5 separate regions of the Homo sapiens genome follow, and regions 2, 3, 4 and 5 are each linked to region 1. A link is a loop called in an ENCODE intact Hi-C map of the cell type or tissue named here. Cell type or tissue: endothelial cell of umbilical vein. All regions are shown on one strand.

What was found. Hi-C counts contacts between places; a loop is a spot of excess contacts. Peaks named below come from ENCODE experiments on the same cell type or tissue, not always from the same donor. Only the 100,000 strongest peaks of a DNase experiment are listed, where the experiment ranks them.
Region 2: a loop joins it to region 1, with 7 times the contacts of the local background. A loop is called at or near these places in 9 of 110 quality-filtered maps.
Region 3: a loop joins it to region 1, with 3 times the contacts of the local background. A loop is called at or near these places in 4 of 110 quality-filtered maps.
Region 4: a loop joins it to region 1, with 3 times the contacts of the local background. A loop is called at or near these places in 7 of 110 quality-filtered maps.
Region 5: a loop joins it to region 1, with 7 times the contacts of the local background. A loop is called at or near these places in 29 of 110 quality-filtered maps.

What each region holds. Positions count from the first base shown.
Region 1 is chr7:18,507,208-18,512,207 of GRCh38, reverse strand. The region is part of intron 2 of HDAC9 (histone deacetylase 9); the gene reads right to left. Among named protein-coding and RNA genes, the nearest start is that of HDAC9, 14 kb to the right of the region's middle. RefSeq lists enhancers at 3,436-3,565, 2,373-3,572. In endothelial cell of umbilical vein, no CTCF peak of the experiment used is centred here; a DNase peak (open chromatin) is centred at 3,037; H3K27ac peaks cover 2,350 bases.
Region 2 is chr7:18,386,991-18,391,990 of GRCh38, reverse strand. It overlaps a transcript of HDAC9 not described here. Among named protein-coding and RNA genes, the nearest start is that of HDAC9, 110 kb to the left of the region's middle. In endothelial cell of umbilical vein, no CTCF peak of the experiment used is centred here; a DNase peak (open chromatin) is centred at 1,890; H3K27ac peaks cover 1,645 bases.
Region 3 is chr7:18,424,511-18,429,510 of GRCh38, reverse strand. It overlaps a transcript of HDAC9 not described here. Among named protein-coding and RNA genes, the nearest start is that of HDAC9, 69 kb to the left of the region's middle. In endothelial cell of umbilical vein, no CTCF peak of the experiment used is centred here; a DNase peak (open chromatin) is centred at 2,670; H3K27ac peaks cover 2,385 bases.
Region 4 is chr7:18,663,620-18,668,619 of GRCh38, reverse strand. It overlaps HDAC9 (histone deacetylase 9), which reads right to left. Exons shown (of 26, transcript NM_178425.4): 12 at 2,144-2,407. Among named protein-coding and RNA genes, the nearest start is that of HDAC9, 170 kb to the right of the region's middle. In endothelial cell of umbilical vein, a CTCF peak has its summit at 2,295 (motif pointing right); DNase peaks (open chromatin) are centred at 949 and 2,309.
Region 5 is chr7:18,568,509-18,573,508 of GRCh38, reverse strand. All of the region lies in intron 2 of HDAC9 (histone deacetylase 9), which reads right to left. Among named protein-coding and RNA genes, the nearest start is that of HDAC9, 75 kb to the right of the region's middle. In endothelial cell of umbilical vein, a CTCF peak has its summit at 2,388 (motif pointing right); a DNase peak (open chromatin) is centred at 2,458.

The DNA of each region.
Region 1 (5,000 bases):
ATTAAAGAGAATGTATTTTAATTTTACCATTAAATATAAAGTTTCAGATAGGGTGAATGGGTTTTGGTCAACAATACTTACTTCCCTCTTCTATTTTTTAGTTTAATAAGAGTTTCTATGCTGGAAGTATACTGAATTTTATTGCATGTTTTTCTACATCTAATGAGAAGATTTTTTTTTTTTTTTTTTTGCTTAATTCATTATTAACAGGGCAACATTCACTGATAGACTTTTTTCCTTTAACCAATCTTGCATTCCTGGAATTCTCTCTCCATAAAAGAAAACCCATATGGCTAATAGCATATGAAAACCACTCGAATCCAACAGTAGTCAGAAAAATTCACAGAAAAAAGTAATTCTCTACCATTTTCATCTTTAAGATTGGCAAAAATATCTACAGTCTGACAATATCCAATATATTGGCAGGGGTGTGAAGAAAGTGGGTCTCATATATATGACTGGTGAAGCATAAAGATAATCTCTGTTACCTGTTGGTTGAGTGCCCAAGGAAGCTGACTGGGCAGTAGATAATCAAATAGAACAATGTTGTCTCCTGTGTCCACTAAACAATTTAATATTTGTCTTTTCTTTTATTTGTTTATTTATTTATTTGAGACAGAGTCTCACTCTGCTGCCCAGGCTGGAGTGCAATGGAGTGATGTCGGCTCACTGAAGCCTTGACTTCCTGGCTCAAGCAATCCTCCCACCGCAGCCTCCCAAAGTGCTGGAATTAAAGGCATGAACCACTGTACCTGGCAATTTAGTTTGGTTTGTAGTCATCTAAGACTGAACTGAGATAGAGGTTTCTAACGTTAGAGTTATAACTATATTCAGATTTGAAACTATGTGCTGGAAAGAAAAAGTAAAAAAAGAAAAAGATATTGATCTTTCCAGATCAAGGATGTGGAAGAATGTCCATTTAATTACTGGGATAATAAATAGTGAGAGACTAGGGGTACTACGGGTATCAGTTGATTGAGGGTTGTTTTCCTTCTTACAATATAAAAGTTAGGTTAAGCTGGTATTCAGATAATTTTTTTCTAATATTTTTATGTTCATCTTTTAGCAAACAAATGAACAATGATAAGAAAGCCTAATTGGCAGCCTTTGCAAATTCACTAAAAGGACACTGGCATACATTTGTTCACCATGATATACTACACTGTGTTCAACACCTATGCTGTAAAATTCGGTTTTATTATCTAACTCCTTTCTCAGCCCACACATCTATTATCAACGAACTCAATTAATTTTCTAAGTCTTAATGCCCTTATCCTAATTTATGCTGTTTTAAGGATAAAATAGAGCAAAAAGACTACCCTGAAAGATTTATATCTTATTCCCTATACCATTCCTTTCCCACATACACATAAAGATAATTTTCTCATTCTTCTCTTAGAAGAGTTGTACATAGAGATTGATTCACCCATTCCATCTATATTTCCTTAATATCTCACTATGTTAACTCCTTATTCTGACATTTTACTTTAGATAATTTTTCAAATTACTGATACCCTTGGCATTGAGATTTTGATTAAATTGTTCATCAAAAATCATCATTCCTTGCCCCCTTGTCAAATAATATAGCTAATTAAATAATGTCAGAATAAATGTAGATGAGCTAGATAGCAATTGTGGGGATAAATTATTTCCAATTGATATTATTATTAACAGAAAAATCCACCTATTTTTGCCCCTTATCTAAGAAAATTGTCTCTACATAAAAACATAGGAGAAGGGAAAAATAGTATTAAATGCAAAGTGTTATTTGAATAACATAAAAGTACACCTGTAATCATTTTCACAACTAAATTTATTCTTCTCTTGGATTAAAAAAAGTATGCATTTATATTCAGGCAGTCTTAAATTAGCTATTTCACATTTCACATTTTGAATGCAGACACATATCCCAGGAAATTTCTATTGGCATTCATTATTCATTGAAAAATCACATCAAATAAGAATATTCCCAAATTCCCTTCGTTAAGAATAACTGAAGCATTTAAAGGGTCATACACACATTGTTAAAGCATTGGAGGTCATTCCTGCTTACATTCTATAATGAATAATTTTAATTTGGGGGCAAAAAGCTCTAACACCTCAAAAATGTCTACATTTTTCAAATCTACAAAGAAACTGAGGAGTAATTTTCTTCATAAAAGAAGAAATCATTTTTTAAAAATACCAAATGTATAAAAACACATTGTGCAATAACACTGTACTCTTTAATCATTCATTTATCTAAAAATAGTCTCAGGGATCAATTATATGCTAGGTACTGTAGGGAATAAAAATAGAAGTAAAACATGATCCTTTTCCTCTTGGAGCTTATAATATAACTAATTGGGGGGATGAGGACACACATACACAGTCACAGTGTAAGACAGAAAGTGGAAATGTTCTAAAGAGAGTAATAAAAGGACTATGAGGATCGAGAGAGAAGGGAGAAAGAGAAAAAAAATACACGTAATTAGGGAAGTATTAATATTACAGAGGTGAGGGGAAATCAGTGATGGTGTCAGACATTAGGTAACATTTGCATTGGGCTTGTAAGAGAATTTTCCCCAGTGATGACCAGTTGGAATAGAGCATTAAGGTATCTCAGAAGAAGGAAATACCTGGTAATTCTTAGACTAAGAAATCAACAACAACAAAAACAGATAAACAAGCAGCCTCATTTAAAAAATACAGCTTTCAAGGACTCAATAAATACTGATTGAATGAGATAATCACTCGGGGGAAAAAACAAGTCACCACTAACCATTTTTCTCAAGCTACACTGTGAATCCACAAAGCACGTTGGCCAGGAGTTTGGCTCGGTCTCAGTCTTCTTGAGGCTAGAGAAAATCGTAGCTGACAGTCTTCCCCTGGTTCTCCCACCTACCCATTGATAAAGGCTTCCCCACCCCTTCCACAAGGCAGAAGTTAAGTGGAGATTAAAATAGCTCCAGAACACTTCCTGCTCTATTCTAATTGTGCTTTGACTTAGACCAATTGGAATGTTGAGGGAAAACCCCATGAGGCATCAAGCATGTGAGATAATGTGTCAGTCCCTCAAAAATGTTTGTCCAACCTACTCTGTGTATCCACCATTGTTCCCTATTCACAAAGCATAATGTGTGAGGAAAAATAGCTCTTAGCTGTTTCTCCCTTTTTAAAAAATAGATGTGTCACCTTCATGAAATACTTCCTTATACAACTATTTTTTTGTAACAACATGTCACGAATCTAGCCAGTTGCTAACCCAACGACGACTGTGTATGCTATGTATGCTAAATATTTTCTTGGGAAGTTATGATTCTCCAGCCGCCTAACAAAGGTGTGATTTGACCCATGATCTACCTGAATTAAATACCTGGCACGTTGTAGGTACACAGTAAATGCCTGTGTGATGAATACTGTATTTCATACTCCTTTAAAAAGTGTGCAATATTGTGTTTATGAGAAAATGTTCTAAGACTTCTAACTTCAGCTGGCGAAGATACTCTGCTCCCCTTCTTTTGGGTTTCTGAGAAAGAGAAACTGTTTGCTTCACTGAACTACTAGCAATGACTCATACTGCTTGGGTAAGAAATGTTAAGCACAATTGACAGGGCAGGTGAGATGAGGGACAAGGGTGAACCTTAGGAACAAGGAAAGGGAACAAGTTCTAAAAGAGCCTTCACTTCAAGTTAATAATATGAATACAAGAGAGAGGCACTTGGTTCACGATCTCTATGAAAAACAGAGAAAATCATAGCTAACAGCCTTTCTCCAGTTCCCTTACCTACCTACTGCTAAATGCTTCCCCATCCTTTCCACAAAGCAGAGGTAACAATATTGAAATAGATCCAGACCATTCCTAATCTATTTTAACTGTGCTTCTGTTCTACTTGACTTAGACCAAATTAAACGTTGAAGGAAAATCTACTTTTTTTAGAAAGATACCCTTTACAGGTTAGCAGACTCAAAAGCCTTCACTTAACTACCCTAGCTACCCTAGTTAATACTGCCCTATCAGTCACTTTCTACCCCATTCTCTTATTTCACCTTAATACTAATTCCTATCTCAAGTAGCTTTATCTATCCATCCATCATTCCATTGAACAACCAACCATGTATCTCCTTGCTTTGTTTAATAGCTGTATCTTCTGTGTCATATGGTTGGTTCTTAAAACAGTTTTGGGTGAAAAAATGAACCGATAAATGACTCTTTCACCCCAGTTCCCAAAGCTTCAAACAATTTCATCTTCCAAAGTCTTCGACCCGCTCATTAAAAGAGTGGTCAGGATGCAACATGTTATGTTGTTCCTTCAGTTGCTTCCATTTCCACTCTCTGAATTTATTTCCATCTTGACTTCTTTTAAGATACATTTCAATTACTGTGTGTTTCCTATTTTTGTCTTTCATTTTGGAAATTCCTAATGGTCAGCAGATAACCAAACAAAACACAAAACATATTTATCTTTTAAAAACATGGGAGGCCAAGGCAGGCGGATCACCTGAGGTCGAGAGATCGAGACCAGCCTGACCAATGTGAAGAAACCCCATCTTTACTAAAAATACAAATTTAGCCAGGCTTGGTGGCACATGCGTGTAATCCCAGCTACTCAGGAGGCTGAGGCAGAATAGCTTGAACCCGGGAGGCGGAGGTTACAATGACCCAAGAGGGCGCCATTGCACTCTAGCCTGGGCAACAAGAGCAAAACCTCATCTCAAAAAATAATAATAATAATAGCCGGGTGCGGTGGCTCACGCCTGTAATTCCAGCACTTTGGGAGGCCGAGGCGGGCGGATCACGAGGTCAGGAGATCTAGACCATCCTGTCTAACATGGTGAAACCCCGTCTCTACTAAAAATACAAAAAAAAACTAGCCGGGCGTGGTGGCGGGCGCCTGTAGTTCCAGCTACTCGGGAGGCTGAGGTGGGAGATTGGTGTGAACCCGGGAGGTGGAGCTTGCAGTGAGCCGAGATCGCGCCACTGCACTCCAGCCTGGGCGACAGAGTGAGACTCCGTCTCA
Region 2 (5,000 bases), 120 kb after region 1:
ATACAAGTAAAAGTAAAGTGTGGGAAAGTGAAAGGCACCATGGAGGAGATAGGCAAAGTGCCTATTGATAATGGGCAATGCTTACTACATACCAGGCTCTGCTGTGAGCACTAGGCCTGTGTGAACTCATGGAATCCTGTAAATAACCCCATGGTAAAAACTTCTATTGCCCTCATTTGACAGAAGAAGAAACCAGAGAGCAAAAAGATTAAGTAACTTGCCCAAAATTGTCTGTGTACTAAGTGAGGGGTTTATATCCAGGCATCTTACTTCAAAGCTGCCATTCTTAATAGGTGATAAAGATGAAAAAGTGGAGACATTTTCAGAAGCTCTCTAGTATCCTCAACATAGTTCATTATTTCTAAGTGTGTCTTCTGGGTAACACTATTTGTGTGGAGGTGGAATGTTAATATGTTATGTGAACAAAAGGTTTTGCTGGCCAATTGGTGAAGGCTATGCAAGGTTTAATGCAGGTAAACAGGTCACTTTGTGACAGGATTTCCCGAAACATCTAAAATATATCACTATACAACTTCAGATGGCCAAGAAAAGGATGTAGGACACAATGTTCTCTCTTCTTTTTTACTTTCTTTTTTTTTTGGGGGGGGGATGGCGTCTCGCTCCATCGCTCAGGCTGGAATGCAGTGGCACGATAGCGGCTCACTGCAGCCTCTGCCTTCCGGGTTCCAGTGATTCTCCTGCCTCAGCCTCCCACATAGCTGGAATTACAGGCACGTGCCACCATGCCCGGATAATTTTTGTATTTTTAGTAGAGACGGGGTTTCACCATGTTGGCCAGGCTGGTCCCGAACTCCTGACCTCAGGTGATCTGCTCACCTCAGCCTCCCAAAGTGCTAGGATTACAGGCATGAGCCACCGCGCCTGGCTGAACTTTGTTCTTTGAGATGGAGTCTCACTCTATTGCCCAGGCTGGAGTGCAATGGCACAATCTTGGCTCATTGCAACTTCCACTTCCCGGGTTCAAGCAACTCTCCCACCTCAGTCTCCCTAGTAGCTGGGACTACAGGTGTGTGCCACCATGCCTGGCTAATTTTTGTATTTTTAGTAGAGACAGGATCTCATCATGTTAGCCAGGATGGTCTTGAACTACTCACCTCAAGTGATCTGCCTGCCTTGGCCTCCCAAACTGTTGGGATTACAGGCGTGAGCCACCATGCCCAGCCCAAACACAATGTTTTCTAATCTTCCTTAGAATGCTTATTGTTTCACAGAGAAGCTGGGGACAGATATATTCTCATAAGTCACTTCTCCTTGGCCATGCAGCTAGTTAGTGGCAAAACTGGGGCCAGAACTGAAGACTTCTGGCTGCTGGACTAGGCTTTGTCTAGGCACAGACTGAAATATATCCTTTGAACAACGTACAGTAATTTAAGGTTTTATGAGCAGGAAAAAGCCGGACACAGAATATACTGAAGTGGAAAGAGAGGAGTAGCCTGTACCAAACTACTACAGAACTCAAGAATGACATGCAAAGTGGCCTGGTCTAGGATGTGACAGGAAGGAAAAACAGGAACTAAGAATAAAACCAAACATTCAAGAACATAAGTAAACCCTAAGGGTTTCTAGGAACCAATGGTTGCTGTGAGAGACAGACCTTGCTGACCTACTGGGATCTCAGCCATAATTCTGAAAAACCTAAGAGCAGGCACTGAAACCCCCTCTCCAGCTCTCTCAGTGTATTCCAGGGAGTGATCAGTTGCCAAGAGCCATGCAAACACTACTGAATTGTGTCTAGTCATTATCCGAGAATTACTTTTAAATCTAGCTATATTCTTCCTAACAAAAGCCAAGAAAATCACGGTCAAACCTTTGAACAAATAAATGTTCAGTTCTCACCCCTTGCCTCATCCCCCATTACTTCCCTTCTCTACGACGTGTGTGTGTGTGTGTGTGTGTGTGTGTGTGTGTGTGTGTGTGTGTGTTGTCTTTCTCTAGGGTCAAACACAACTGAGATCTAAAAATATCTTATTTTTTCAGAACAACTACACTAATTGATGCGTATGGAGAACATGTTAGTCATGTTCACAAAATGCCAAAATAAATATAAAACTGTATCCTCAGGAAGTCACACACTCTCTAAAGTATACAATCCCAGAAGCCAACTTTTATTAACCCCTCTTTGCCTTTGCTGCATTTTTAGAAAATCAAAATAGTTATCTCTTTCAGAGTATCACATGATATTAATGATTAGTTCACAGTTCCTTTTCCATATTTTGGTCCCTTATCATCTAATCATTAAGTCCAACTGTCTTTAAGGTAAACATTTTCTTTTTGCTTATGCATATACTTGACATACATAAATTCCTTCCCATCATCTTGTGGCAGAGACCACAAGCCAGCCACTAATGTTTCTCTCCTCCTACCATATACAACCCAGCCTCCCTTGCAGTTAGGTAAAGTGACAACCTTGTCTCCAACAGAATGTGAGTAGAAGTAACAAGTGCCATTTCAGATCTAGCCTTTACAGAATGACCATGAGCACTCGTCCAGATGCTGTTTCCCTTCTAGTGCCTGGGATGCAGACATCCTGAGCAACACTGGAAGCCATGTGCTGATTTCGAAGCTACCATCACTACAGGGCCCTGAAGAATACAGGAGAGCTGCTGTGCTGTCCTAAATGCCTATAACTCCAGGACTCTTACGTGAATGAGAAATAAAATATTATTGTGATTATCCACTGATTATTTTGTGGTCTCTGTGCTACTACTCCTAGCCTAGCTTAACAGAGAAAGTGAATTGACAACTTGAAATGAATTGGGACTGTAACAAAGGCTCAACACTTAAGTATTAGCTTAGTGGCCAAAATCAGGTAGCAAAAAAACAGACAAAACAAGCTGGAATACTGGCAACTCATACCAATGAAAAAACATTCAGTAAAACTAAAGCCTACAGCTATTCGAAAGGCAATCCAATTGCCTAGTGAAACTGCAGCTTCAGCGAACAAGAGGGTTCAAGAGGCCATGATGTTCTTATATATTGTTGATTTTTGCCACTGACTGCAAGGTACGACAAGAAAAAGGTTAGTTCAGACAAAAATTAACTAGAAATGAAAAGGAATGAGAGTGTCAAGAAATTTGATACTTTGAAGAGCTGAAAAATTACACTGCATCTGATTCCCAAAGAGCAAAAATAAATATAAAAGCTTTGAAAAACAAAATTCCATTAAAATTCCCAATTCACAAAAGACTTAGTTCTGTAACAAAAATAGTATTGTAGCTAAGAATAAAGCCACCCCACCAATTCCCCCAGTCTGTTGTTTCAGATGGACTCAAGGTGGCCACCACTGAGTAGAGAAAGAAGCACGGGGCATGGAAAGAAAGAAAAAGAGCAGAGTTAGGAACTACATTTAGAACAACTTTTCATGTGTTTCCTGGTCACGGAACTGACTAGAAGCAATATATCAGAACCTGTTAAATTTCTGAGGGAACTAAAGTACTAAGAAACTACAAGTCTATGGTTTAAAAAAGCAAACTCTCTGATTAAAATTTCAAAAAAGCACTGTGAAACTAGTTCTCAAAAATACTTCCTCCTTCCCTTCTCCTCTATCCTCACAGGCTGCACAAAACAATATTGGGGCTTCAGACTTACATGGAAGGGATGGGGGCTCTGAAAGCTACACAGCCCTCACTGTGGACACCTTCCCTACCAGCTACTTCAGATGTGCTCAAGGAGGATCAGTGTCAAGGGAGAACCTCTCAGGGAGTCATGGCAGGGGTACTGGGAACATAAATAAAATACTCTAGGGACAACTTGGGAATGGTCTTATTTGATTATCTTAGCCACACGTACAAATATAGCAGGGTGTTTTTTAGTCATAACATTTACGTCGTTTTTGTAAAACAAGCCTACATGAATATGTGAAATAAACTCTCTCCTGGATAAGATGGGCCCACATAGATCCTATGTATAATTTAAAAATATTCTTACTAGAATTTAAAACTAAAATTTCAGAAATTATTTAAAGTACAAGAAATCACTGGGTTACTGCAATCTAACGTGAATGGAAAGCTTTTTTCTTTTTTTTTTCTCTCCACAGATTATTTTGTCCTCTGTAACCTACTTTAAGACACACAAAAAATGTTAAGATGTTTTTCACATAATGACATAATAAAATTTATTGCTTTACTGTCACAAACACAGTCCCCAACAAAGACTATAACCACATCACACTATTGGAATTCATATAAAAAATATCAAGAAATGAGATGTTTTATTCGCTTATCCCTATACCAACTGATATTATTATTTAATCATTTATTTTGCCACTGAAATAAAAGGTTTTTAAAAGTACATACTGCCTTAGTTATTTCTAAAATTCTAAAGATGAGCAATGGTGCTATACCACTGGCTTGGCTAGGAGTACTACTTCAGTTGGAATTTCTCTCTGTTCAGCCTACCTCCTTCCTCATTTTCTATGAGTAGTCAAAATAGCAGAGTATCACTTTTGGAGTGACATGGCATTTCGGGAAAAGCCCACACGACAACTGTTTAAAATATTCTTTGCAAGCTTCTGACTGAGAAATACAACACAGGCAATTTGGAGAAAGCTTTAATTGTACTCAGATTCTATAATAGCAAAAGAGAATAAAATGTGGGACTTTTTTTAAATGGGCAGGATTATGAATCCAGCATTTAATTGAGCCCTTTTTATATGCAAAACTCCTCACTGGGTACCAACATATTATATTGGCTGAAAATCTACACATAAATAGAACAAGAATAGTGATGGACAGAAAGCTGTGGCAGGGTAGATTCCCCCCTTGATCCAGCCCATGCTGAAACATAGAAAAGATTCAACTTATAAAAATGGGAGCTTTTTAAAGCAAAGAGAGACAAGCCCTCTTTGAGCAGGAGATACTCTTCCTCTTCGAATCTTCTTTTATCCTCAGAAATGGAAGCTCCATATTCCTTATCTATCAGCAGAACTAGGCAGATCTGAGACTGGCAATCTTCATGAAAGGCCAGACCCAAGAGGGTTA
Region 3 (5,000 bases), 83 kb after region 1:
GCAATTGAGGACATTAAATGATGAAGCCCAAGCATCCAGGGGAAAGTTAACTTTTCTATAAAAATGGGTGAAGGAGTATTACATTTACAGCTAACAAGGAACAAAACACCACATTCTTGAGACATGAGAACTTGGCACAATGTAGAAAGGTGGCAGTGGGGAGGGTAAGATAAAAGAAAGAACATGAGAAGAAAGTAGAGGCATTAATTCCTACTCACTTATTATTTAATTTTTTCATTCAACTAGTATGAAGTAGGGATTTGTTGAACTCCTAATTCATATCATGGTAGACATTTGGTCTAGGCGCTAGGAATACAGCAGTTCCAAAACAAATTCTCTGCCTCTGTGAACTGTATGTTCTAATGGGGGAGATCGATTGCAAGTAACAAAACAACAAGCCTTGCTAGTTGGTGATAAGGACTGTGGAGAAAGCAGGGTAAGGGGAAAAGGAGGGTGCCGTAGGTTGGAGGTGGGTAGGATTGCTATTTTCTACAGGGTGATCTGAAAAACTTCTCTGAGAAGGTGACAATTGAGCACAGATCTGAAGACGTGAGGCGAGGAGCTACACAGATATCTGGAGATGAACTCTCTAAGCACTGGGATCAGCAAATGCAAAGGCACCAATGTGGTGTGTGCTCAGCATGTGGATGGTGCAGCAAGGCCAGCATGGTAGGAAAGAGTGGTAGGAGATGAATCAGAGTGAGGGGAGCCACAGATTCTGGTGGGCCCTGGAAAGCATTTTTGCTTTTACTCTGAGGCAGATGGGAAGCTACTGGAGGGTTCTGAGCAGAGAAGAGACATGGTATGACTTCTAAAAGCTCACTGGGGCTGCTGGGTTTAGGATAAACCAGGGCTCCAATGTCTCCACATCCTTGTCAACAGTTCTCTTTTGTTTTTGTTTGTTTGTTTTGAGGTTAGCCATCCTAACAGGTATAAAGTGATATTTCACTGTGGTTTTAACTTGCATTCCCCTGATGATTAGTGACATAGAGCATCTTTTCATATACCTGTTGGTCATGTGTATGTCTTCTTTGGAGAAATATCCCTGCAAACCTTTAGCCCATTTTTAAATGAGATTATTAATTTTCTTACTGTTGCATTGTAATTTTGGAAATTAACCATTTATTAGATGTTTAGCTTAGTTTACAAATATTTTCTTCCATTTTTCTAGGTTGCCTTTTCACTCTGTTGATTATTTCCTTTGCTGTGTAGAAGCTTTTCAGTTTGTTGCACACTGTTAGTGGAAATACAAAATGGTGCAACTGCTATGAAAAACGGTAGAGGTTCCTCAAAAAGTTAAAATTAAAACTATCATACAATCCAGCAATCCCACTTAGAGTATTTATAAAAAAATTGAAAATATAAATGTACACTGACAGATGAATGTACATTTTTAAAATGTGGTATACATATAAAAGGAATATTATTCAGCCTTAAAAAAATGGAAGTCCTGCCATATGCGACAAAATGAATGGAACTTGAGGACATTATGCTAAGTGAAATAAACTAGTCACAGAAGGACACATACTGCATGATTCCACTTACATGAGGTAACTAAAACAGTCAAACTCACAAAAGCAAAGAACAGAATAGTGATTCCAGGATCTAGGGGAGAGCATGGGGAGTTGCTAATCAATGGGTATAAAATTTCAGTTATGCACGGTGAATAATTTCTAAAAGAGCTGCTGTACAACATTATTCCTACAGATAACAATACAGTATTATACATTTAAAAATCTGTTAAGAGGGTGGGTCTCACCCTCTTAAGTGTTCTTGCCACAATAAAAGAAAATATTTAAAAAAAAAAAAAGAAGAAGAAAGAAACTGTGTCCAGGGTGGGCGATGAGAGGTGGAGGGGAAGGGGATTAAGGACAAAACCAAGGAGATCAATGAGAAGGTTACTGTAATAATCCAAGAGCCATGGTGGAGGCCAGGATCAGCAGGATTATGGTAGAGGTGGAGCAGATAGGATTCAAAGATAGATTGATTGTGGATTGGGAGAGGGAAGAGGAGTCAAGGGAGGCTGCTTGTGTTTAGACATATGGAAGTCAAATTCTAAAATGAATGAATGACTAAATAAGTAAGGAGGTAAAAAAAAAATAAAGAAATAAAAGCAAGCAAGGAGACCTAACATTCAAATGTTTACGTCTAGAGAACCCAGAATACATCTTACCCCTGCTAATGACCAAGTATTCTCTGGCAATTGGGGACTGGGTAAGGTGCCACAAAAAAGATAAGGCTGTAGGTGTGAATGAGTACCTATACTTATTTAAGGACTTAACTTACTTCAACAGGAATTTAGGAATAGAGAGAACAGAGCTTTCAATTTGAAACAGTCAGTCATTAAAGGCAAAGCATATTAGGGTGTTGTTGTGCCTGCAACAATTGGTTGTTACTCTCCAGCCGGTTAATACCAGCTAGGCAATGAAGTTAATTGTATGAAGGATCAAAGAGTTGAGCTCCTACAGAGAAGCAAGTGCATACATTGCCAATATTTCATCATTCAGAGCTACTTTCTTCTTTTCCTAATATGAAAGCTATAAAAAGAAAAAAAAAGAAAGAAAACAGCCCCTGAAAGTGCTATTGTTAAGACCAAAAACTAATTAGTCATTGCTTCCCAAAGTGTTATGTGAAATGTCTCCAGAAATAATGGTCTGCTTTCTCAGATTTTATAGGTTTGCTGAGTCTAGTGTTCTCTGGAATTTCCTGTTTCCCTTGCTAGGGAAGATTGAGTAAACTTTACAAGTCATCTTGAATAACACAAACCTTTCAATAAAGGCAATCATTTGCAGATTCATAAAGTATAAAACTAGACTTGAAACAAGGATGAGAGTGGTAAATAAAAGCAATTTCAAGATGGTGTGTATGAGTGTGACTAAACTTTTTGGCTATTAGATGCCTGAGGTAGTCATTTTCTACTCTTTGAAGATGCTGAATACAAATTTCACATTTCCTTTCAGTGTGTTCATACATCAGATAAACTATGATCTAAATATGGTAACCCAATGCCCTCAATGTATGTAAATAATTTGCGCCAATTCAATTGTAAATTATATAGCTATCCCTGGATAAAAGCTGCTATTTAATATTAAGTATCATTGTTATTGTATGTTAGCAAAATATTCAGGTTCTTTGCTTCTAAGATTAAAAACTGCATTAGCATTTGCATAAACGCCGCCACTTACATGAAAGCTCACTTGGCAAACTGGCACTTAGTGGAAAAGAATGACAAATGACTTGCATAGCAGCTGCTTTCAGAGATTGCTATGAACAAAAAATAATAAACATAAACCACGAACATTTCTCTCCTAAAGCTCTTGATATATATCAACCAATTCCCTGGAATTACTCTATCTGATTTAGTCACATGTGGCTCATAATTATGCTTGATTTATTCAGAAGAAACACTATACCAAAAATCAAATGAAAACACTGCATCTGCATTTCCGCAATTGTGTGTCCGTATATCACTGTGCTAATGTTATGAAGAGTCTATTCCCCACTGAGAGCCTGCAACTACTCAGTCATGTCCAAAGTGAAAACAAATCTCTCTTCTGTTGTGTCCTCCCAAAGTTAAAAAATATCTTCTGGCTTGGCAAAAGGCAGGCTGGACTTGATCACAAGGGGTATAATTTCTGAAGGACAAAACAAACCTGTTCTAAGACATATGATGATCTCACCTATATGCATAGATCACAGGGATATTGTTAAAGGGACTTGCAGTTCGTTCTAGAAAGGGCCCAAACCTTGCACGAAGCCTGCTAGGAAGAAATTTCCTCTCAATCTTTTCTATAAATGTAATGTACAGTGAGTATTTCAATGCTAACTCTCCAGAATCCACTACCCACATGGCACTTTCTGCTTCCTGCCAAAGCACTGGTAATTTAGTATTAACTGGCGAAGGAAGATCCTCCTCTGGAGCCATGTGTAAGACTTAGTTAAATGTTAAAATATGCCAAAGACTTCATCCACTCTGATATTTTGAAAACTCCAAATACAATTTAGTTGACAAGCTTCATCAGTGGAATATCAGATAGCAGCTCTCTCCCTAACACGCGTCACCTGCCCACTCAGCTGTGAATGGGAAAATGTGTCATGCCACCTTCAGCTCTGCATTTTTCTCTTTCATGGTGACATGAGTACTTGTTGAATAGTCTTATTTCTTATTCAACTATGAAAACAGTGTCATTGTGATACATCTCAGATGCAAACTGGCATTTTACAACTATTTCTATATCTACTTGGATGAAATTGTCTGCGATAATAATTTTGTTAATGATAATTTTGCATTTTTCTGAAATTTTAAAATCTACTTGGACACAATCCTGCAAGCTGTCTGCAAATTCTGTCCAATTAACTTCAGAAAAAGCCAAGGTTCAACTTGCTGCATGCTATTTTATGACAAGAAAAAAATTGGTGTACTACACCTCAAGATTAAAATTAATAATAAAAATATTTTCATATACCTCTCCTAGGTAACCCACAAATATCTTTGACACAAAACACATCAGTAATGTGCAATTTGAATATACAATAATAGAATATTCTGAACTAGGAAATCATAAAACATATTCTTATTACTATTATTTTAATTATTATTATTTAATTGAGATATAGTCTCGCTCTGTTGCCCAGGCTGGAGTGCAGTGGTGATATCTTGGCTCACTGCAAACTCCACTGTCTGGATTCAAGTGATTCTCCTCCCTCAGCCTCCAGAGTAGCTGGGCACGTGCCATCACGCCCAGCTGATTTTTTTGCATTTTTAGTAGAGACAGGGTTTCACCAGGTTGGCCTGGCTGGCCTCAAACTCCTGACCTCAGGTGATCTGTCTGCCTCAGCCACCCAAAATGTTGGGATTACAGGCATGAGCCACTGCGCCCAGCCTATTTTAATTATTAAAACCTAATAGAAGAAGAATATCTCATTAGATTTTTTTGTTGTAAAAGTCATATAATCACATAATAGCCATAAAGGCAAACAAAAATACTACTACATGACTT
Region 4 (5,000 bases), 160 kb before region 1:
TCAAAGACTATCAAATTCAAACAATTAACGTCCACCAACTGTACTGATGAAACTCTCTCAAATGACATTATAAAAAATAGTTTTTTTTGTTTGTGATTACATATCTTTGAAGTAATATTATACAAAAGTCTGCTCAGCCACATGTTCCTCCCCAAATAAAATGTATTTTAAAAGATGCACTATCCCTTTTTTATGAGATTGAAAAAAGACTTTGAAGAAAATGAATATTTATGAGATGGAAAAAATATACAATTTTATCTTAGGCATGCCATATTTTTAATGCAAAACAACTGACAAAAAGTCATTTTAATATGAAGGAATATACTAACCAAAATATGTTGGTGATAGGGAGTGTTCCTATTATAGCTATTTGTCAAATTATCAGAAGGACTTTCATTATGTGGAAAACTTTTAAACTTTCTAACTTCTAGTTATGTTAATTTAATTTGAATGGAGACTTTTTAAAAAAGGATAATGTATCTTTAGCAGTAACATTTTTAAAGAAATATTTTTAAATGTCACAGCAAAATGTAAACAACACGTGCCAATAACATACAGTTGAACAATGTCTACATTTGGCAAAACTGCTATATCTCCTTTGAAATAGGATACTACACCTTGAAATACCTCGGATTTAGAAATATAAATATTTTAATAGAAAAAACCTCACAAAGATTCTAGGTCAATTTGGATTATCCATATTAAAGGGGTCTTAATACAACGAACCTTTAACTAGCTTAACAAAAGTAAACCTATAAAACAAGGTAAACATATCAAAAGGGAATATGAAGGAAATGTTCCAGTGAAAAGCTTCCGTAACAATTTCCCTACTTGTGGTGTTATTTTCTTAGACAATAAATCAATTCATAGAGTGCCCTTTAAAAACAGAAAGAGTAAAGCACTATCCTCAGATTTTTTTTCCTACATTCCTCAGTACATGAATCACTTGGACTTCCTGTTTCCACAAGGCATTTCCTGTTCACCCTCACAGAATCACTTTTCTGTAGGAGAACAGCAGGAACCTGACAAAGAACTGACTTGAATAAACAGTGTCTTCTGTTGCCTTCAAAGTTGTTTGTATTTTATAGCATCAAAGGACATAGTCCTCCTGAAGGTGCATTATATACAAGTAAATTTTTTTGTTAAACCTATCTTTTCTAATTGTTATTTGCCAGAATGTTACGGTATATGCCCATGTCATTATGGAATTATACTTAAGAGATTCTAGTGACAATATAAAATATGATACACCTTCTTTTCAAACTGATTTTGACTTGATATCAGATAATATTCATCCTGTTACTGTGTTTTTTGCAATTGTAGACACAATATTGTATCTGATTGGACCATAATGCTGCACATTACTTCTCACTAACATTTGCATCTGCTTCATTTGCTCTTTTTTGATAGACAGTGTCATCAAATTACACAAAATAAAAGTAAAATGAGCAGTGCTATGTGAGACATAATCTAATATTTAAAGTAGTGCTGCAATTTGCATCTATATATTTAAAACCACCTGTATTCCTAATATGTTCAATTGCAACCTACACAATAACCTAGGACTACTGGCATGGTGACCAGAACATTTCTACTTAACTAAAAAAAGAGAGAGGAAGGAAGGGGCAGACTACCTTTAACAGTGTTCAAGACTATAGTATGATACATTATGTACAGTGATGTGAAAATTAAATTCTAGATGTTGCAAAAAATCAAAAACTAATCGAATGCTTCATTGATCAGACTGGGAGACTATCCAGCAGTCACTGATCTCAACACATAAACTCAAAATAACAGTGAATTTGTTTTCTTTAGAAGTAATTGGTGTAGCAGGCTTTGGGATAAATTTAAAGCCTATTAACTGCTCAGATATTATGTATCATAATTTTAGTATAACAGGTATTTCCTTACCAGTGGATTTTCAATGAAACATTGATATCTATATAGAGATCAGTATATAGAAAGACCTCTATATAGATATATACATATATCTGCATTAGGTAGAATCCTTAAACACTGAACTCAAATCATAGAGAAATATAAACTGATAGGAAATCATATCCATTTACCAAACCTGCAATGCATTTCATGTTCAGATAATGACTTTAATTACAAATCCTGGAGCTAAATCTTTGCCTATTACCTGTTGCATAAAAGCAGCCTGCTCCCCAGATTCCATTTCCTGGATCTGAGCATCTTCATCACTGTCCACTGGTTCCTCCTTGACCTTCACAGCCCCAACTTGTCCCAGTGTGTCATCCACACAAGCACTGCTGTCGCTCCTAGTGCTGTTGCCACTAGAGGGCGCTCTGTCTTCCTGCATCGCCTGGTCCCCCTGAAGCTCTTCCTCTGCTTCCTCAAGGTGACTGCCTGGTTGCTTCAGTTGTTCAATAGATTTCGAAAGCAGCTAGAAGAGAGTGTTCAGGGGTTCAAAATTCAGTAGTTCTTCATGGTAACAGAGAAGCAAATTACACTTTGATTTCTAATAACTCATACACTGTGATTTCTAATCATTGAACATAAATTTCAGAATGAACTTGTAGGCAACAAGTTTCCTCAGTAATACTAAATCTAAAGTAGTCCCATTATTCCATATTGTATGGGTCCAGTAGGCAGTGAATAAGGTCTTTAAGTGTTGGATTGTTTTTTCTTTTTAATGGATCACTCTTTAATGCAGTTAGAACATGGTGTAGAAAAAGGTAAATAAACTATCCATGGAAACCCTGAAACTTTCAAAAGGACATGTTTTGAAAGTTGAACCTGGGAATAATACTTTTCTCAAAAGATAAAGGGGGTGATAAAAAATGTTGTCAATATCATTTTTCAACGAATGTTAAACGCTATGAAAGCCAGAACACAAATGCTAATAGTCTTTGTCTAATTTTCTTGTACCTATACAGAGAAACGACAGTCAAATGAAAAAGCATCTTCTTATATATATTTGTAAGAACTAGAAATATTTATTTTGATATTCTGAACTTTAAAGAGGTGTATGATTTAAAAAAAATTAACAATAAGATGTTTTATGAACAGACTCAAATGGAAATTAAATATTAGAAAAGAATCAGGAAATTATTTTTTAATTTGGAAATCATTATTTAGACATTTTATTTATTTTATAAATTAGATTGAACTTAGTTTTCAGAAGTCAATGAATTAACTGCTTAATGATTTTAAAAGATAACTGACAATATGCCTAACTTAAACAATAGCAAAATATCATAACATGAAAGCTCAATAAATGGGGAAAAAGTCTCAAGATTATTTTGTCTCACACTGGTCATTTGTTTTATTTCACAGTGGCCCTGTGGACCAAATCATCTGCAGACCTTGAACTGTGTTTTCAAGAGTTGCTAAGTTTTCTGCTAAGTCAGTGCCTATGTAAGCAACATGCCAATTATTGTAACTAGCAGCACACTTATAATACTACCACCATAAACATGAATGCAGATTTTTCTTTGTCAAATTCATGCTTACCTCCCACTCACACATAATTACAAAATACATGTTTTAAAATGTGAATACTTAAGTACTCAGACTTAGATGGACACCTCAGCCTCTTTAGGCTTATAGACTTTCCTGCAGTCCACGCAACCTCAAATGGCCCTGAACACACTAACAAAGTCCTTTGATTTCACTGTAGGTAGATTTATTAGGAATTTTCATTCATTTGTTCAACAAATATTTACTGAGTGCCAACTATGTTCAAGACACCATGCTAAGCATTAGAAAAATAGCCACTGCTCTGCCCTCATGGAGCTTTTAGTGAATGTCTTAGAAAGCTTCAAATACTTATTCCTATTTTCAAGTATGACAAAATGCTTTGAAGAAAGAAACACAAGGTGTTATAAGAGCACATACTGCTTGGCATAGCAGTGGAAATGGGGATTGTTAAGGGAGTTAAGCTGAGGAAGTGTTATATTTAGGTTTAGACACAAAGAATGAAGGATGGAAAGGAGTAAGTTACATGTGTGAGGGGTGGGAAGCAGGGGCGGAAATAAGGGTGGGGAGCATTTCTGGTAGAAGGCAGAGTCTGTGGGGACTTTGGATTGGAAAAGGAGACCAGCGCATCTAAGTCACCAAAAGGCTAGTGGAGTTTGAGAACCAGAGGAACATGCCGAAAGATAATGTTAAAGTAGATGATACAATTTATAATATATTTGGGTGAAGAGTAAGAATCTAGAGAAATAAAATATAACTTAGGAAAAACACATATAAGACCTAAATATCACCAAAGTAAGTCAGACAAGATCAAGCTAAGAAAACATATACCAATCAAAACTCATATCACAATGAAGAAATTTGAATATGAATTTCCTTTGTGCCTACCATCTAACATCCATTGTTACTGGGCAGTCGGGAGAAGGAGGACATTCATTTACTCATGGTTTAGATGACTTTAAGTATATTTTAGGAAACTATTTGCAGGACTTTTGTCCCAATTCTGAATACTAATCAGCTCTTCTTTTCTTTAATACATAGTACTTTGGACACTACTGAGATTCTGGAGAAAAGAGACCATATTATAGTCCTAAATTTTGACTACAAAGTTGTAGGAACCCATTTAATTGGCTGTTTAAGAAAGAATATGCAACAGCATAGAAACGAGCAAGATATTAAAGAAAAATTCCTAGTTTTGGCTGGGATGCCAGGAATAAGGACACTGGGTAACAAACATCCGCTCATTATTCAGAGAGAGAGAGGGACAGAGACTATCAGTCAGTGCTGCAACCCTTACTCATACCTCAGACTACAAATAAGAGCAGGTGAGGGGAGCTTGTGGGAAGAAGGGATTTATCTGAGAAAAGATACAAGCCAGGTGAAGGAGGCTGCAGGAGCCCATCAGAGAAACCAAATGTAAGAAGACTGGACAAATGCTCACTGAGCTGTAGAAACTCTCCCTCTCACTAACACAGCACAGCTGAAAAGTTACTGGGAACCTGCTCAGTAGAGCTAGTGGACCAATGACACTAAGGATTCAAGTAGATACCCGGAGAGGT
Region 5 (5,000 bases), 61 kb before region 1:
AGAAACGGGCACTAGCAATACTCAGGCAGAAGGCACCACCTGTCACAGAGGTTTCTGGCTGATGAAGCAACGCCCTAGCGATCCCTAGACACAAACAACATAGCCTCAGTTTGATAACAATACTGCCCAAATTGGACTTTAGTAATGCAGATATTTTTAGCTGCTTTTCCACTAGTTACGATAACATTATCGTGGAATAAAAAGAATTACTAAATTATCAAACATGAAAAGAATCATTTTATAACAAGAATTATTTAAATTGATTAATCCAGAAATACAATTCTCCCTCACAGTGATTCTGTTCAAGTTATCCATGTCTTTAGTTTCTTAAAGTCAACTACTACATGGCATAAATGAAAAGGAAAAAAATGCAAAAAGCAACCTGGGCTTTGATTTACTATTCTCTTATTTCCCAGGGGTCTGAACAGGAAACAAAAATAACCGCAAATGACTAAAATATCAGTAGGCCTTGAAATATCAACATTTAAGTTAAAGCAAGCTAACTTCTTAATCAAAGCCTTTACTATTTTGATTTACTTAATCCAAACTCCCTGTCTGCAAATATGCTTTTGAATTAAGCAGTCATAACAAACCATAACACAAACATGAACTGCTAACTAATCTGTAATGGCCACTTAGTTCTAAAGTATCGCAATGTTTGCTAGTTCTTTACTATTTAAGAACTGAGTAAAAGCTTTATTCAGCTCCTTGCACTACGGAAACAAAATCAAGCCAATTTATGGGACTCCAAGGTAATAGAAGCTAAGAACCTATATATTAGTTTGTAATCCATATTATTTTGTAATTTGAGATTAAAATTCAATTTGATATAAATGTACCTAAAAATGAAATCTTGAGAAGATTCAAAATTTTAATGTTTTAAAATAGAAAATATAGGTAATAATATAAAAGAGTTACTTCTGTGGCCAGATCTAATACTCTTCCTCTGGGATCTAAAGTAAATTCACTTCTAAAGGAACTACGAGGAAGATGGTGCAAACCGTCCCCTTTCCCGTATTTTTTTCTACAACTTATATATTCTTCTAGGTCACAGACAAATACTTGGAGTTATAAGGAAATCCTCTGCCTCAAATATAGGGTTTCATAATGAGAGGGAAGTTTTGTTAGTCATTTGAAATAGCTATTTGTCATATTTGAATATGACAAATAGTCATATTTGTGAATATGACATATTTATGAATATGACAAAATAGTCAAATTTCAAATTTGACTATTTCAAATAGCTATTTCAAATGACTAACAAAACTTCCCTCTCATTATGAAACCCTAATATTTGAGGCAAGGGATTCCCTTATAACTCCGGAACCTAGTATATTATGTAGCTTATACTGTAAGTTTAATAAATATTAGTTGAATAAATGATTTTTCTTAGCAAATATCCTTCTCTAACAACATTCTTTCTAAACATATTACTCAGCAAATAAACTTTTTCAAAAATGTGTTCCCACTCTTCTATCAGGAATTCTTGCTTACAAAAAGTACATCATTATGTGCTATTTTGACAGAAAAAAAAAAAAAAGTTTCATTGGTTCATGCCTCCTGCCACCAGGAAACAATTACCTTTAGCCAGCACAAAACAGTTGAATATTTTCTGAAAGCCTCAATGCTTAATATGTTTAAGACAACAACATACATGAAAATATGCGGGAAAAGTAGGAGAAACAAAGCTGAAATGCCATGTGTGATATACCTTCCTTCTTTTCTTCTGCGATTCAGACCATGTCTTTGCCTTTTCTCTGCTCTAATCTTTTCAGTCCTGCATAACAGGAATAGGGTTTCAACCAATGCATCTTACCTCTTCTCCAGAATTTAGCTGTTTTCTAGTTCTGAGTAAATCTTTATTACCAAAAAAAAAAATAAAAAATAAAAAATAAAATAAAGTTTTAAAGCCCCACTGAAACTCCTAATATAGGACTGCACTGGCTTTTAGAAAAGAAAAACATTTCTTTAAACGGCTGGATATTTTCTTATTTTCTTCAAATAAAATCTTACGAACAGTTCCAACATATAAAACCAGCAAAAGTGGAAATGTTTTAGAAAAGACGGAGAGGAGGAACCAAGGTTCTATCCACTCACTTCCTCCGCTATTCCTTTCCCCCAGGGAATGCAGGCTCCATGGAACTCAGTTTGAAAATCAGTGTTATAAGGGCATTATTTGTTTATTTTGCCAAATTCAAATCACAGGCAAATTACATTACTGTTTTTTCAAAGAAAATGCCACTCTTGTTTTATGAGAACTGAAATTATGGGAATTTTAAAATGCTGAATTAAAAATAATAAAGTTATACTTTGTACATACAATTTAGAAAAAAATTGAACGTTAAAACATTTTAAAAATTCATGTAATGTGCTCATATAAGCCTTGCCAAGCTAAATGGATTGGCAGCTATATTTATGTTATTGCCACATGGTGGCACCACTTTTGCTCCTAAAGAGAAATATCCAGTATCCTTTGTCAGGAAGCACTTTGGATATGTGAGTTTTAAAATAGGTGAGTTTTGAGGTCCTAAGCATTCTAATAAAATGTGACTTCCCTAAATGTACTGATTCCAAGTTTGGCTTTACAAACATGGGTAAGCACAAAGAGTAACAGCATAATTTTGGCCAGTCTCCCGAGTTTCTCTTATTCTAATTTAAATTATGGAACCAACACTAATTACAGCACTTACTGTATAACAAACATCGTTCTGAATGCTTTATAAAGTAAATATTCATTCATTTGTTCTTTACAACATTATGAGGTTGCAATATCTAGTAACCTATGGAGTAGACGTGCTTGGGATTCTTACTTACAAATGAGGAAAATGGAGGCCACAGAGGAGCTTGGCCAAGGTCACACACCCACTAACAGGTACAACAGGAATTAGAACACACACCGTCCAGCTCCAGAGTCCATGATCTCAACCACTCCATTCTGATTCTATTTGACTTCTACAAAATAGGCATTTCATTTTATTTCTACACATTTCATTCTGGAGTATGCCTTGATACAGATGAGACTGAAAAGTTTTTGTTAAAATAATATTACATATTTTTGTTTTTAAAGGTGAAGAAAAACATTTGTTCATAATTGTCAATATATTCCACAGAGATATGTGTAATTGAATATATTTCTTCATATTTTGACACACTTGTGTATTTTCAGGTAAGTCTAAAGCATCTTTCTTAAAGTGTGTATTTCAGCACTCTTTTTAAGGAACAATTCTGTACTTAAGAATTCCAAATTTAATATTTCACCCTTTTCTTTTAGCTATACAAAATTCTATTGAGTCTAGGCAATTAGCATTTTTTTTTGTTTTTGTTTTTGTTTTTCTTAAATTCACTATGGCTGTACTCTCCAATCTGTGAATCTACTGATTCACAGGTAAAGACTGCCTGGTAATGAAGTCATCTTCGGTACTTGATTAACTAAATCCCATTGGGTTATATCAGACAGAGAGAGATACTAAATCATAATTAACTGTAAACAGTGTTAATGAGGTTTGGGTGTATTATTCATAAATTTTGAGATTACTTTTTAATTGAAGAAAGTAGTAACAAAAAGTAAGAGGCAGCTGTTTTTTGACAGCATGAGAAAAGATTTGAAAAGATAGACTGTGATGGTCTATTTTTTTTCCTTCAGTTTTTTTTTAGGTTCCCTGTGCATTATAAAAGACAATTACTGGCCATTAAGGCACAACTAATTAGAGAAACAGAAGGTTCTACCACAAAGAGGAGCCTGAGGCTGTCAGAAAATCCACTTTTTACATATACATAAATAAATAAATATCTGTGCATTAATTGAAGACATTTATAATTTGGCATAAGAAAATGTAATAATTCTTCTCCATGGCTTCTATTTAATTAGACTGTCATTAGAATTTCTATTTCTGGCAGAACTCATAGTATCTGTTTATAGAATTAGCCAATATTGAGAAAACCATCAGCATTACAGAATGCTTCTCAATACTTTAAGCACAGCTCTGAGATATCAGTCTGTAATTTGAAGCCATACCTCTTTGTACAATCAAAAGTATAAGAAATTATTGAAAATATTTATAATGAAGGTAACTATGCAGAACAGGAGTTAGGAAACTGTGGCTCATGGGTCAAATCCAGCCTGCCTAATTTTTTATGGCCTGCAACCTAAGAATGATTGTTACATTTTTAATGGTTGGGAAAACAATTTTTTAAAGGAAAATATTTTGTGACATAAAAATATATGAAATTCAAATTTCAGTGTTTACAAATAAAATTAATTGGAACACAGCCACTCTCATTCATTGACTTACTGTGTATAGCTGCTTTTGCACTAAAAAGTCAGAATTGAATGCCACAGAGATAGTACAGGCTGCAAAATCTCAAATATTTATTATCTGCCCCTAACAGAAAGTTTGCGAACTCCTGAGAATCAATCTATAGCCAAATTTTATTTTATTTTATTTATTTATTTATTTTTTTGAGACAGAATTTTGCTCTTGTTGCCCAGGCTGGAGTGCAATGGCGTGATCTCGGCTCATTGCAACTTTCGCCTCCCGGGTTCAAGCGATTCTCCTGCCTCAGCCTCCTGAGTAGCTGGTATTACAGGTATGTGCCACCACGCCCAGCTAATTTTGTATTTTTAGTAGAGAGGAGGTTTCTCTATATTGGTCAGGCTGGTCTCGAACTCCCAACCTCAGGTGATCCACCCGCCTCGGCCTCCCAAAGTTCTGGGATTACAGGTGTGAGCCACTGCGCCCGGCCCAATTTTTATTCTCACATGGTGGGATGTCCCTGTGACAAACAAATTTCCAAGCTACCTCTCTGCTATAATGGTTGAATGAATTAGGTTAAAAATTATCATAGTGTATTTCATCTAAAATAAAACATAATTAGGAAATAGAACATGACAGGAGAACACCATATAAAACAAGTTCTAAGTATTTTCACTAGATTGATATACTAATTTTAGACTTTGTTGCTTGCTCTTCACAATACGCAGTCAACTGGAAAACAAAAAT